Regions from separate parts of the Mus musculus genome. Here region 1 is linked to region 2. Evidence: chromatin loops called from intact Hi-C (ENCODE). Cell type or tissue: left cerebral cortex. All regions are shown on one strand.

Evidence for each region. Peaks named below come from ENCODE experiments on the same cell type or tissue, not always from the same donor. Only the 100,000 strongest peaks of a DNase experiment are listed, where the experiment ranks them.
Region 1: it touches region 2 in a loop (3-fold over the local background); 3 of 42 quality-filtered maps call a loop at or near these places.

The regions. Positions count from the first base shown.
Region 1 is chr2:7,842,087-7,850,086 of GRCm38, forward strand. No RefSeq gene overlaps it. Among named protein-coding and RNA genes, the nearest start is that of Gm30904, 500 kb to the right of the region's middle. In left cerebral cortex, no CTCF peak of the experiment used is centred here; DNase peaks (open chromatin) are centred at 3,189, 3,704, 4,984 and 5,577; H3K27ac peaks cover 3,065 bases.
Region 2 is chr2:8,022,652-8,030,651 of GRCm38, forward strand. No RefSeq gene overlaps it. Among named protein-coding and RNA genes, the nearest start is that of Gm30904, 320 kb to the right of the region's middle. In left cerebral cortex, no CTCF peak of the experiment used is centred here; DNase peaks (open chromatin) are centred at 875, 4,183, 4,718, 5,127 and 3 more places; H3K27ac peaks cover 6,609 bases.

The DNA of each region.
Region 1 (8,000 bases), 180 kb before region 2:
ACAAAGCTATACAACCATAACATATGCATAGAGGACCTAGGTCAGACGCATACAGGCTCCCTTTTTATTCATTGGTTTAGTCTCAGTGAGCCCCTGTGAGTCCTGGTTAGTTGATATTGTGAGATGTTTTCCTGTTGAGTCCTTGACTCATCTTTTCTCTCCCTGTTCAACAGGAGTCCACAAGCTCTGGCTAACATTTGGCTGTGGGTCTCTTCATCACTTTTAATCAGTTGCTGCATGAGGCCTCTCTGAGGATGATTATGCTAGGCTCTGGTCTCTAAGTATAGTAGAATATCATTAGGAGTCATTTTATTGACTATTAAGTTTTATTTATTTGTTTTTATTTCATTTTATTTATTTATTTTTCTAGTTGTGTTTTGTTCTATTCTAGGTTTCTAAACTAGTCAGCATCCAGTCTCTGGCTATCCAGACTGTATCAGATGTGGGATCCCCTTTCATGGCATGGGTTTCAAGTTGGATCAGTCTTTGTTTGGTCACTCCCCCAAGTAGCGCTCTTATATACAAACAACAAAAGTGCTGAGAAAGAAATCATGGGAATGGGCTGTGGAGATAGTTCAGAGGTTAACTGCTTTTTCAGAGGTCCTGAGTTCAATTCCCAGCCACCACATGGTGGCTCACAACCATCTGTAATGGGATCCAATGCCCTCTTCTTCTGGTGTGTCTGACATCTACAGGGTACTTACATAAATAAAATAAATCTTTTTTTTTTTTTTTTTTTAAGAAAGAAATCCTGGGGAAAAGAGCCTTCATGAAAGCCACAAAATAATATAAAATATCTTGTGGTAACTCTAACAAAGCAAGTGTATGATAAAAAATCTTCAAGTCTTTGAATAAAGAAATGGGAGAAGATATCAGAAGATGGAAAGGTCTGCCATGATTATGAATAGGTAGGATTAACAAAGTGAAAATTAGGATTTTACCCAAAACTAGCTACATATGTAGTGTAATCCCCATCAAAATTCTTTACAGGCCTTGAAAGAAGAGTATTAACTTCATATGAAAAACAAAAACAAACAAACAAACAAACAAACAAACAAACAAAAAACCAAGCTAGGTAAAACAATCCTGAACAATGAAAGAACTTTTGGAGGTATCACCATCCCTGATTCCAAGCTGTACTATAGAGATGTAGTAATAAAAACCCAATTGCAGTTTTAATTTGTATTTCCCTGGGATTAGTAAAGCTGATCAATTTTCCTTTTTCTTTTGGTTATTTGTAAGTTGATTATTTACAAGACATTCCTACTAGAGTGTTGTGCCCATTGTTAACCAGTCTGCCAAATATGTTACTATAGTGTTGGGTCCGTTTTTTTTTACATATTTGTGCTATTAACCTCATTATATGTAGGACTGACCTATTTTTCTGCTAGCCCAGGGGGATGACTCTTGACTCTGCCCATTGCATCATTTTCTGTGCTGAGAATTTTCAGTACTATGACATGCTGTTTAGTCTATTATTATTTTGTTGTCTATACTTTTGCAGTCAGATCCAGATGCGGTGGCATTGATCAGTGTCATAGATATTTCCAGGTGCTTCCTTGCTTCAGTTTCACACACTGAGGCCATTTGTGTTTATTTTCATCCATTTCCTTAGGGTTTCTACTACTGGCTGACCTGGATCATTTGGCTCTCTCCTTTTTTTGGGATCTTGATCTTTACAGTTATTTGTTGTTCATGAATTTGAAGAAGGGACTTATTCAAGTTCTCCAAGTTGTCTTTGTCTAGACAACTTTTCATTCCAATATCTACTGAGGAGGAGATTTGGGGAAGGCTCTTGTGTATGCTGCACAAGTTGACTCGGTGTTGGAGATTTGGAGGTAGATAGTCTGGTTTCCTCTTAAGTAGATGATTGGGCTTGGGATGAGAGTCTGAAGAGTGGACCTATCTAATGAGAAGGGTCTAACGATTGGAAGGTAGTAGCAATAGGTCATAGGTCTAGAAGTTATTTCTAGAAGGATATTTACACAATCAGAGATGGCCTGCAGCCTGGATGCACAGGGCTGAACTGGCACCGAGATGATCATTGAGCCTGAGAATGAAGGGATTGGCCAGGCAGTGAGGAGGCATGATACAGGTTGCTTGCCTGACTCTGGTCTCCATAGCATGAAGGACAGCTGGTCCATACTGATTATTCTAAGGCATTTGCATCGAAACTTGATCTGTCATGCTGGTCAAATGTTATAGCAGGCCTGGGGCTTGAGCCAACTGGAGTTTGGGATTATGGGCACTGACTTCGAACCAGCTACTGGGGCATTTTCCCATCTACTAAAACGTAATGAACTATAAAAAGATATACAGGAAACTTAAATATGTGTCATTAAGTGAAGTATATCCATCTAAAAAAACCCTACATGCTACATGATTCAATCTCTTAGCATTTTGGAAACGAAATGGAAAGATTCAAGCTGTCAAAAGATTGGTGGTTTCCAGAGAGTAGGGCAGTGTGGAATAAGTAGAACATTGGAGAACTGGAAGACAGCAGGATTCTTCTACATGGTAAATACTTATAATTGTATACTTGTGGAAGTGCACAGAACACTAGCAGTGGTCCCTAATGGAACTCTGACCTTTGCATAGTAATGATGTGTCAGCATGTAGCTTTATTGCTTGTAACAATGTGCCTGCTAGTGTTACACAGCTGTAGAGAATTAGTCTATACAAGGTATGGGAGGAAACTCCATACTTCCTCTTAGTGTAAGAACCTAATTATTTTTGCCATTCATGATTCTTACTTCAATAAAAATAAGTTATTTGTAACAGTTTCTAATTGCAAATTTGTCTGATAAAGTTTATAAAAAATAAATTATTTGGGAAAATATCACTTTAAATTAAATTAACCTTAACACATAGCAGGTTGATTTCTTTTGTTATGACTATTCTGTGTTTAAACTGTCACTCAGCAGATTTGAAAGGCTGGGAACAGTAAGACATGAAGAAAGAAAGTTCAGCTTCTCTGAGTAATAAAAAAAAAGCATCCATATTTAAATCACTGCCATTATTAACATTTTGAAGGTTACTTAGCAAGTTTATAAAAAATGTCTTCTGCTTAAAATTTTAATTGTAAATTCTCAACTTGGTTTTCATTTATCTAAGAGCTTTTATGTGAGATGATAGACTATAAATGTTATGCTAAATCGACCCCTCCATGCACTAGATCTGGTAGCTCAGTGGGAGAACCTGTGCTTAGCATGCTGCAAGCATTGGATCCAATCTCCAATGTTCTAAGTAAAACACTGAATGAAGACTTTACGTATTCACATACTGCTTTATGCTCTAGTTTTTCCAGACAGTCCTATATAAGATATGTTTTTTATTAAAGAAAAGGAATTAAATAAAGTTATGAACAAATGATTTCCAGGAACCAATATTTCTATTTCTAGACACCTACAGGATTAAATAATGGAAAGCTTCGCAATAAAATTACAATACAAATTCTGTCTTAAAATTTCCATGTGAATGTTAACCTTTAGAGTTTATTATATACATACTGCACAGATTATATTTAGAGATATGTAGGAGGTACTTGGTATATGTGGGAGGGTTTAGAGAAAGTAAAGGAGAAAATGAAATTATATTAGAATCTCAAAAACCAAAAAGAGGTTATTCTAACAGCATTTCCCAGAGACAGTAGAGCTGATGTACATATGACCACACAGAGGCTGTTACAGCAGGCACAAGACCTGCACAAGCTCAAATCAGATAAAATCCCAGTATGGAAGATAGATAGAAACAAATTCCCGTTCATATCTAGCAAGCTATTTGCAATTGATACCTGCTGGGAAATAGAAAATCAATTTTCTCCATTGAAGCATCACTTGTCACGCCAATCACACTCTACAGCAGGTCTCAAACCCAGGAACAGTTGGCCCACACATAACAGACTCCATTTTGAGATGCTCTATCTGTTTTGTTTTGCTTGTTTGCTTTGAATATGTGCCTTTTGTTTTTGTTTTTTAGGTTGTCTGAGAGTAGGGGTTGGAGGAGTAAGAGACAGAACATGAAACTGGGTGGGTAGAGAGATGGGAACATCCAGGGCGTGTTAGGACAGAGGAAAGACTGATCACAATATACCGTATGTAAGAAGAGTATATTCAGTTTGTGGCAGATAGCTTTAAAGTATTTATAGCCACATGCTACTTAACTCATGATAATATATGCAATATATGTCTAAATAGCTATTGTTCAGTGGTCAGCCCTGAAAACACACATACCAGGAACATTATACAGACTGAGCAGTTCATATTTAGAAATATGTATGTTTACACATACATGCGCATAATAGCAACTAATGAGAAAAGAGACCATAAACTTGAAAGAGAAAATGCAGGGGTTTATAAGTGGGTATGGAGGGAGAAAAGGGAAGGGAGAAATTATATATTATAATGTCAAAAATAAAAGAAAAAATTGAAAATATTTAACAAAGAAAATCTTATGCAGGTGCTTCATTAATGTTTGTTTTCTTCTATTATCCAGGTTTTATGAGAAAATAACTCATAATCATGTATTTAAAAGACAGAAAAATGCATTCCAAGAAAAAAGATAACTTTTAGAAAGGAATACTTGAAAACTCACTGCTTGAGCAAACACGTGCTACTTTCATATGTCTACACTGAAAAGGGATACTCCCCATTATCTATCATCTGCTGAGAAGTTACCTGCACTGCTGATCATGGAGACAGATGTGTTTTACAATAATTTTCTATACCAAAATCTCCTTCTTGCTTTACTGTGCTGGCAGACACAAGCCAATGGCTGGAAAGGTAAAAGTGTTTACTCCGTTAGGAGAGAGGGGAAAGTTAGATATCAGTCTGAAGGTACTTGAAAGCCCAAGAGACAGCGTTTTGAAGGCTGAGTCCAAGTATGAAAAAAAGTCCCTGTGTAGAGGAGTCTAAAAGAAAGTGGAAATGCCAGAACTTGGCAGAAAGGTAAGAAAGCAAAACATAAAGTCTCAGATACTGCAGAGGAGTTGGCCCCAATTTCCTCTCAAATTGCTGAATTGTATCGTGTCTGTAGCTCTGGGTGACGCACTTACTGAGTGTTAAGGGAAGAGCTAATGAAGTTACGGGAACACTGGCAATTATTTTTGAAAAGTCTTCTAGGATTGGGAAGGCAATAAGTTGTAGAGGTGCAATTTTATTTTAAGGCTCCATATTTTTTTCTGATATTCAGAAAGCACTGGAGCATACCCCATGTACTCACTGACCAGGTAATCCAACTACAAACAAAATGTCTCCCTTCATATTGGCCTGAAGGTAAAAAAAATAATTCTGACAGTCAGCAATCAAAATCAGTAGAGAACTAGGGACTGGGGCATTTGTGTGCAAGCTAAGAATCAAGTAGTACTAGGACAGGCGAAAGGGAATGTGGGCTATTGTGAAGAGGGTATTGAACTCTTAGAATAAAGATAATCAACTGCTTTGAAATGATTGAGGGGTTTCCTATTCACATTTGCCTAGAGAGGAATATTGCTTCATGACTAAAAGACTGGTAAGATATTCAAGACAAATCAAACATAATAAGCTAGGCAGATGGCTCAGTCAGTAAACTGCTAACCATGTAAGCAGAGAAACCAGCACTTTTAGAACAACTAAAAAGGTAGCTATGGTGGCATAGTGTTAGACTGATAAAGTGACAGGAACAAGCTGGGAGCCACTAGTCTAGCAGAATCAGCTCTATATGTGCGTGCACGCGCACACACACACACACACACACACACACACACATACACACACACACATACACACACACACACACACACACATACACACACACACACACACACACACACACACACACACACACACACACCACATGATAAATGGAAGAAAAGGAACACATGATGAATAAGATGCTGTCACTTCATGTATGGAGAAAACCTCGGAGCGCCTGCAAAGATTTCAGCACGAGGTCTGTTTGGTTGTGCTATGTCCTATCTTCTTCAATGATCCAAGGATGAGTAGAAAATAACATCTGCAGATGCCACATGAAAGGGGCGCTGAAAACATCAATCAGGAGCTGGAAAAAATAATCATTACTGTCAGGGAACCAGGAATTAAAAGATGTGCAGGACATTACAAATGAGGTCTGAGTAGGAGACTATAAGCTGATAACACTAAAAGAGAATGCACTGAAGCACAGGAGGAAGCTACGGTTAGAAATGTAGAGAAGCGTTCGGAGGGTTAGTGTAAAGTGTCTGTGCCTCCAAGGATGCTCCACAGGAGCTGTCACTACATCTGTCACAAGTTCACATCTGGGGAGGTCATAGGCCTTAGCAGGGCACTCTTGGTAATATTTTAAAGTGCAATAGTCATGCTGTAAGCCTGCCCTCTTACCTCCTATGCTTATACTCATGAACTCGTGCTCTTCATAACCTTGGTCACAGGAGCTTCCTTTCCAGTGGATAGGGGTTGAATCTTAGCGCTAGTTGAGGAGCTATCCGAGGTTGGTGATTGTTAAGGGACAGGGAGTCACTTTTCTTTGGGGATGTGGTTGCTTGTCGGTTGTCCATGCCACAGTTAAAGACTCCACACAATCATATATGATCAGTGCTAATTTAGGGGGATATTAATAATATGGCTTGGTGGATCTCAAGGGCAGTTAGAGGGAGGGAGTAAAGAGTAATGAGACCATAATTCACTATTTTCACATATGAAAACTTAAAAAACATAAATATTAATGTAAAACAAGATTTAAAATATAAATTCCAGTTAGCTCAATGAGAAAAACACAAAGCAAGCAAGCAAACAAACAAAACAACAACAAAACCAACCAAAACCCAAAACAAAACAAAACAAAGAAATAACTTACTGTATCTCTAGTCCTAGGGTATCATACGCCTTCTTTTGGCCTCTGCTGACACTATATATATATAGTGTAATACATACACTCAAGCAAACACTTATACACAATAAAAATAAGTCTATCTTTATAAAAAGTTCAAGAAATAGAAAGATTAAGAGAAAACATCTTTGTGTACAGCCAAGCATACTGAAATTTAGTAATATTTAATTCTTCCCTACACTGGATGGATGGATTAATGTGTAAATAGCTGCCTCTGCAAGCAATAGAACCTGAGTTTGAATCAACAGTACTGAGGTGAAAGTCGGGGATGCCTACATGTGCCTATCACCATAGCACGGTGGGAATGAGATAGAAGGAGCTCACTGGCAAGCAAGTCTAGTAAAAATAGTGAACCAGGATTTCAGTGAGACCCTATCTCTAGAGAAATAGGCGTACAGTGTTAGATGGGGACACTCGGTGTTCTCTTTTGGCCTCCACATATCTGCCTCCCACCCACATATGCACACCCATACACACCATATACACACAAACAAAAACCAAACCAAACCTAAGAATTACTTATTCCAGAAAATATTTAAGGGTGAGCTTGGTACAGCAAAGATAAAAACTGTGTACAAAATTTGTTTCCGAAAATGATAACAACAAGTTCTTCTATGCTATTAAGATCAACACACAATGACTAAGTAGTGGATTCAGTAATTAAGATCACTTGCTGATCTTTCAGTGGAATCAGGTCTAATCCCCAGCCATATTGAGAACAACTGAATGTAACTCTAGTTTCAGGGTATCTGATGTTATCTTTTGGCCTCTGCTGGTGCCAGACATATATGTAGTACAATACATACATTCAGGCAAATTCTTGTACACAATAAAAATAAGCAAATCTTTATAAAATGATCAATTGATAATTATCAAATAACTAGAATAATCAGTCTAATAATTGATTAACTGAGGATGTCATTATGTGAAAAAGAATATTCTAGTTGTGTAGCCCAACCAAACATTATGACACATTTCCTAACCTCTTGAGGTTAAATATCTAATCTAGTCTTAGAAAAGAGAGCAGAGGTAGGAACAAATAGAAATTAATGCATCTTGTCTTAAAATGACTAGCGACTGAATCCACAGTTTATATAGATGGATATGAAAGATCAGTAACTCTATGGACTCATAAGTAA
Region 2 (8,000 bases):
AGTAAATTCCCATTTAAGTCTATGACCTAATTTTTAATAAGATCCTTGCACTTTGGAAATCTTTACATATGAGAAACGATCCTTCCTCAAAATAAAAGCAAGATGATTGAAGTTTTTTTCTGGCTTGGAGAGAGGGCAAAAGTTTAGTCTGAAGGCAGAGATTTTAAAGATTAAAGTCAGGTTTGGCTGGAAGCCTGTGTTTATTTTAATGAAAGAATGGACAGGGGCCAGACTCATTACTATTGGAATACCTAGCAGCCCCTAAGCAATAACGAAAGACAGATGATAACGTGTGTACTAGTTTGCTAAGGCCATGATAGAAGGGTACCAAGTTCATTCATTCATTCTGCCATCATCTCTTCTTTCAAGTCACAGTCCCTACAGTGTGAAAGAGCTTGAGAAATTAAAATTGCTTCAGGAGCAGATGCTTCCTTCAAAATGTTCTTGTTCTTCACAGTAAGTCCTTCCTTCCTTCCTTCCTTCCTTCCTTCCTTCCTTCCTTCCTTCCTTCCTTCCTTCCTTCCTCCCTCTCTCCCTCCCTCCCTCCCTCCCTCCCTCCCTCCCTCCCTCCCTTCCTTTCTTCCTTCCTTTCTTCTCTTTTTCAAAGAGCAGAATTCAGCCTTGGGAGTACCCACAAGGTTTCTTTAGAGAATCTGAGCTAACTTTAAATGCATATTAAAATTACAAAGCCCAAGCAGGGAGAATTCATTTTCTAAGCAAAGCAAAACACATGAACAAAATACGGTGTGGAGTTGGAATAAGTGGCACAGGAAATGCAGTTCTAACCCAACAATGAATATATTTAAACGTGAACTAAAGTCTTAGAGAATAGCTCAGTAGGTAAGAAGTTCTTACTGGGCAAGCATGGCAGTGTACTCCATCTCCGGAAACCAGACACCACATCAATGTTGTGGGTAGTGTTGTGAATCTGTAATCTCACACAGAGAAGGAATGTGGAGACAGAATAACCAGGCTGCAGATCCCAATACATCTAGTTCAAAGTACCCAGGGTAGCGACAGCTATAATAAGAGAGACTGCCTCAAAAACAAATTGTGAATTTGGAACAGGAAACAGACTCCCCAAAATTTTCCTAGAGCCTCTACATAAACAATGTGATGCACACACATACACACACACACACATACACGGAATAAAGAAATACAAACATTATTTATAAATTAATTAAAGCCAAGGAGGAACAAAACATAGCTATATTTGCTTCGTACAAAGTTCAGCTTGATTAGAATATTCTTAACGTGTCTGTGGATGGGCTGTTGTGGTGTCAAGGTGGTAGCTAGTGAAGCTAAGTTCTCTGTCTGGATTAAGACAGCAACTACAGAAAACAAGAGGAGAAATGCATAGATGTGATATTCGCAAGTGTAGTTCGTCAGATCCATTTCTACTTGGGAGGAAATAAAGACAGAACTAGCACCTTTGCATAGTTCCTATTAAATGTTTGGGCATTGTAATAGTTTGTATATGCTTAGGCCAGGGAGTGGCACTGTTAGGAGGTGTGGCCTTGTTGGAGGAGGTGTGGCCTTGTTGGAGGAGGTGTGGCCGTCACTGTGGATGTGAGCTTTAATACCCTATTCCTACCTGTCTTGAAGCCAGTATTCTAGTAGCTTTAAGATGAAGATGTAGAAGTATCCACACCTTGGTCTTCCCTCTTCTTGATTTTCTTGTGTTTTGCAAATTGTATCTTGGGTGTTCTAAGTTTCTGGGCTAATATCCACTTATCAGTGAGTACGTATCAAGTGACTTCTTTTGTGATTGTGTTACCTCACACAGGATGATATCCTCCAGATACATCCATTTGCCCAAGAATTTCATAAATTCATTGTTTTTAACAGCTGAGTAGTACTCCATTGTGTAAATGTACCACATTTTCTGTATCCATTCCTCTGTTGAGGGACATCTGGGTTCTATCCAGCTTCTGGCTATTATAAATAAGGCTGCTATGAATATAGTGGAGCATGTGTCCTTAGTAACTGTTGGAACATCTTCTGGGTATTGCTGGATCTTCCGGTAAGAAGGAAGACCAATGTGTGGATACTTCATTCCTCCTTAGAATAAGGAACAAAATACCCATGGAAGGAGTTACAGAGACAAAGTTTGGAGCTATGACAAAAGGATGGACCATCCAGAGACTACCCCACCCACGAGTCCATCCCATAATCATCCACTAAATGCAGACACTATTACATATGCCATCAAGATTTTGCTGAAAGGACACTGATATAGCTGTCTCTTGTGAGGCTATGCCAGTGTCTGGCAAACACAGAAGTGGATGCTCACAGTCAGCAATTGGGTGGAACACAGGGCCCCCAATGGAGGAGCTAGAGAAAGTACCCAAGGAGCTGAAGGGGTCTGCAACCCTATAGGTGGAACAACAATATGAACTAACCGGTACCCCCAGAGCTTTTGTCTTTAGCTACATATGTAGCAGAAGATGGCCTAGTCGGCCATCATTGGGAAGAGAGGCCCCTTGGCCTTGCAAACTTTATATGCCCCAGTACAGGGGAACTCCAGGGCCAAGAAGTGGGAGTGGGTAGGGGAGCAGGGCGGGAGGAGGGTATAAGGAACTTTCAGGATAGCATTTGAAATGTAAATAAAGAAAATATCTAATAAAAAAAATGTAGATGTAGAACTCTCACCTTCTCCTGTCCCATACCTGCCTGGATGCTGCCATGTTCCTGCCTTGATGATAATAGACTGAATCTCTGAACCTGTAAGCCGGCCCAATTAAATGTTGTCGTTTTAAGAGTTGCCTTGGTCATAGTGTCTGTTCAGTAAAACCCTAAGTAATTCAGACATAAATTGCTGAAAGAAGAATGGTAAGAAGTCTAGGAGGCTTCAGAGATCATGGCCAGAGGCGAAAGCATTTTGTCCAGTTCTAAATGGTGTCAGTACACATCAGTAGAATAAATGTGCTTAAATAACAGACTGAATGAAGTACCTATAGTGGGCTCAATATAAAAAAAGGACCACCCCCTAAAAATGGGGAAGCAGAATCTTGTTTGCCAAGCTTGGATAATGTCACTAAAGGAAGACAGGTGTGCATGAGTTAGAAGTGAGACTCAAGGAAGAGAATAGATTTGTGGGCCAAGGACAGCATTAGAGTTTTAGGTTTCTTTCCATTCCCACCATTCCCTTTAATCATATTAACACATGTCTCATATGACACATGGTGACAGTGAAGTTATAAGAGACTGAGTCTGTGTTAGCTCAGGTACTATTACCAACCTGAGCAGCATAATCAGGATTTGGAGCCATTGTTGCTGGATTTCAAAATTCTTAACATTTTAGGAAAATGGTTAAATAAATTATGCATATTTTCTACTTAGAGAATTAGTAAAAATTCCCTATGACCTTAGGATAGGGTATATTATCAGCATTAAATATGAACATTTTGAATTATAAAAATGTATTACAATATGATGTAAATTATGCAAATTATTATCATTATGGACACCTTTTCAGTGTGATTACCATTGTGGAAAAGTAAGATTTTTCCTAACTTTCAGGTTGGTTTCAGATTGCAATGACAAGTTCAAGCTGCATTGATTGGTAAATAGAAATACTGAGGTTAGTAACATATGTTGTCAAAAAATGATGACATTTTTATTTTCACCAGAAATTTTGTGCGAAATCTGTGGTATTAATGTGCTACGTAATAGCCTGTTAGTGTTTTCATGTTTAAAGTACCTGATATCAATGTCTTCTGAGCATTCATTTGGTGGTGAACTTTGAAATAAAAATAAAATCTGAAAATAGGATCGAACACATAAAACAGAACAATGCTACTATAGCAATGGCCTCAGTATAACAGTACAGTCTGCCAAACTTATGAGACACTCTGAAATACAGAGACAACTTTGGGGAAATTGGCATTATTTGAATGAGTAAAGCTTCTGTTTACAAAAATCTTCCTATGCCGAGGCAAAGATAATGAAAATTATATAGGGCCAAAGCTCATGAATTATAGCATCATAGAACTGTGGTCGTCAAAGTTCCAGGTGCTCCCACACTCTTAAATACTGAGGCAGGTTGTAAACTTGGTCATGAGGATTATGGAGACGACACGGTGGATAGAGGTTTCGCCATGCAGGAAGACTGAGCTTCGGAACTCTAGAACCCACTTAACAGCTATGTAGTTGTGGTGGCTACCTATAATTTCACTGAAGAAGCAAAGACAGAAGATGTCTGGTTACCTAGGCAACCGGGTTCCGGATGAGATTGTGCCTGAGTATAAAGTGGAGCACGATCCAAGAAGATGCCTAGTATTAACGTCAGCCTCCACAGGTATGTGCACACGTGAGCAAATATGAGTACACACACACACACACACACATGCACATACACACATGCACACACACACATGCATATACAGAACACATGAAAAACTACATGAATGAAAAGGTCTTGTGTTAACTGTTTTTACATGACCATAGTTTTTCCAGTCCCTGTTGTCTTATAATAAAATCCCCAGACAGGAGGAAGGATGTTATAAATATTGTGGATACTTCTAACTAAGCAGTGAAAAGAAGGCAGCACTGTTAGAGGTAGAATGCTGAATACTGGCCACGCCTCCGAGACTTCATCTGCATACAGAACCCCCATCATCAGTGTTCTGAACAATCATGGATGCGCTAAGAAATTCCCACGACCTAGCCCTGTTTTCCAGAGCCCTTTGCAGTATCCTAACTTTAGCATTGGAAGCAGCTTTTCTTCTGTCTCTTCTTGCTATTGGAGGGATAGACAGGCGTGTTGGTATAGATGTCATCCCTTGCATTCTGGGGAAATAGAACAGCTAATTAATAATCCAAATTAGCATAATCCCCGGTTTCTGCTCCTAACAGTCAGCAGGGATAGGTTTTGAATTTAGAGAAGAATTCAAAGAATTTTGACACTGTACAGCAGTGACCCTACAGTCATTAATCAAGATGCTCAGGTTTTACTGACATGGGTACATGACAAAGTTATACATGGCTTACCACTGGCTGCCTAGCAATTGCAATTTTATCTGAAACTGAAAAAAATGCCTTTAATTAACCATGTTGTAGCACTGTCTGCATCTTAGCACTTGGAGTGTGTGCTGACAAGGAACTGGGCAGCTTACCAGTATAGAAAAAGTCCATAATGTAACAGATAAAAGGGTTAGGAAATAACATAATAAACTTCTGAGCCAACAAGCAGGAGGACTGAGTTATGTGAGAACTCACATGTGTAATGCAGTGCATTTGAAATCTAGTACTGGGGAGGCAGAGACACATAGATCCCTGGTACTTGGTATTCAACTCATCTAACCTACTCAGAAAGTTCCAGGCCACTGAGACCATGTTTCAAAAAAGATAATCTCAAGAATACAGAATACACCCAAATCAATCTTTGAGCCTTCATATGTGTGTACCCATCCTATGTGAACATACACATACATGCTCATAGGTACACACAGACACAAAAAGTGACAAAAAAAGACCATTGCTGTGCACTTTATATCTACTGTGAACAGACACCATGACTACCTGTGTGCTGCCATGCTTTCTGCCGTGGTGATAATGGAATGACTCTCTGACACTGTTAAGCCAGCCACAATTAAATGTTTGCCTTTGTAAGAGCTGCCTGGGTCATGGTGTCTGTTCACAGTAATGAAATCCTAACTAAGACACCACCATATCAGACTTTCTATGTGTGTTACTGGGGCCTAAATCTAGAGCTTTCAGTATATGTTGAATGAGCTTCCTCCTCAGTCCTTGGTGTTTGAGGAAACAGGGTCTTATTCTGTAGCCCAGACAAGCACCCAACTTGTCATCTTCCTGTCTTCCTCCTGAGTGTAGGATTATAGCTATGTACCTCTATGCTTGCAACAACTTCTACATCTGATTATATATATAATTTTAAAATATGTTATATATATTTATATTATATATTTAAAATTTAAAATATATAGAAAATTCAGATGTGTGTATGTGTGTTTATGTGTATGAATCTATGTGAATTTATGCTTTATGTATGCAGTTTGCAGAGGCCAGAAGAGGACATTGGATGCCTGAATTTGTGTTTGTAAGCCACTAACATAGTTGCTAGAAAGTGAACATGGAACCTCTCGAAGGGCAAGAAGTCCTCTTAGCAATTTAACCATATCTCCAGACCCTATTTCCTCCTTTTAACTGTCTTAAGCCTATAGTCACCATTGTGAGGTGCGCAAATTCCATAAATCATTCCTCGTGATGATATTTGGCATTTCATTTTACAAAGAATCAACTGAAAATGCCTGTTTCCCATTAGAACAAGTTCAGAAATAAACACAATGGAAGTTAATTTTATTGGGAGTTTGCTTGATATTTTTCATAAATAAATATCTCTGGGAGCTTGTTCTATTATACAGGTGCTGAAGTCACAGAGAAGCTAAAATATTTACACCCGAAATAATGTAATCAATTTCAAACATTATATATCCAAAATTCCATTATTCCAGACATTATTACGTAGAATGGTTGATTGCAATGTCAAATGCTGCATTTTTTACAAAAAATTATGAAGTATGAGTTTTTTGTTCCATTGTTTTCCATTTTCTCCCCAATATCTTCATCATTTTGAAAGGATCACGCTTTGAACAAGCAGCAGATGTTAATACAGAAATATAGAACATCTCAATTTTCTCACTGCTAACTCAGCTTTACTGAGCCAATTTCCCAGTTCTCACATTTCTGAGTCCTCGGAGAAAATGCTAATTTAGATTGTTAAAATTGACACGGGTGAGGGTATAAAGGGTAATTAGCATAAAATCCTACACAAAGTGTTCTTAGCACCATTAATCAACACCCACCTAGGCGTATATTTTTTTTTTCAGTCAGAGCTGATGTTTAATGGAGCTGAAAAATATCTAAAATATCCTCTTCTACATAAGTAATTTAAAAAATGCTGAATTTGTCCTCAAATCAAATTTGAGGGATTTTTTTTTTTTTTTAAGAAATGAAAAATCTACAGTGTACCTCAATGACAACTTTCTTTTTTACACTTAAGACTTTAGACATGGAAAAGTATTCTCTTTAGGAAAAACACCTCAGATCCTTATACTCTGACATCTCTTGCAAGGCTTCCTGCATTTGCGTGGAACTTAAAAGAAAACTCGATGTGTTTGTCTTTTTGTCCCAATTGCTTGCCACACTCATTTGTCCCTGTCCCTAGCCCAGCTCACTGAGGGGTTTGTTCTTTAACTGTTCAAACTTAAGACCCAAATAAGCTCCCCAGGGCTGTGAGTACTCCTCCTCCAGATAGATGGGTCATCACTGCTTCACAGCTTGACGCTTGTTGTTTCACTTGAAGCCTCTCTGTCTTTCCTCAGGAAAGAACATGACCCAATCGTGAGGTAGCCTTCATTTCAAGGGAAGGGGAACTCAAGTCATTCATAGGATGTTTTTGTTTTTTGTTTTCTGATTTCTGTTTTTGGTTTTTTTAATGTTTTTTTGCTACTTCTTTCTTCATTTGCAAAAGAGACAAAAATAATAACAAACAGGTATAACAACAACAAAATGTCTATATCAAAGGGACACAAGTGATCTATACATTTCTAGGAGCCAGTCCACAAATGTCCCTAGGGACACTGGTGACACTCATCTTTCAAAATTCTATCTTGGCGATCCAATAGAGAGGACAAAGCTTCAGACACGCTATGTTACCCCTGGAGGCCATTTATTCTCAGTAAGAAAATGTTCTTTGTGTACAAAATAAGCAAGAGATAGGAAATAGACTGTAAGTCAACAAGTCTCTAGAGAGATACTGAATTTTTTAAAATTCCAGAACCACAAATTAAGAGAGAGCACTAATAAGGGCCAGTATAATAAGAACACAAAACATCTATTTTTAAGAAGAAGAAATGATGAAAGGAGGATACTTGGTTTGCCCCAGAGGGTGAAAATGTGAAGAGAATGTTATTTACACAGCAAAGAACATGCGTATTGTTTGGGAAGAAAAGGCATGGCAGATTATAAACACA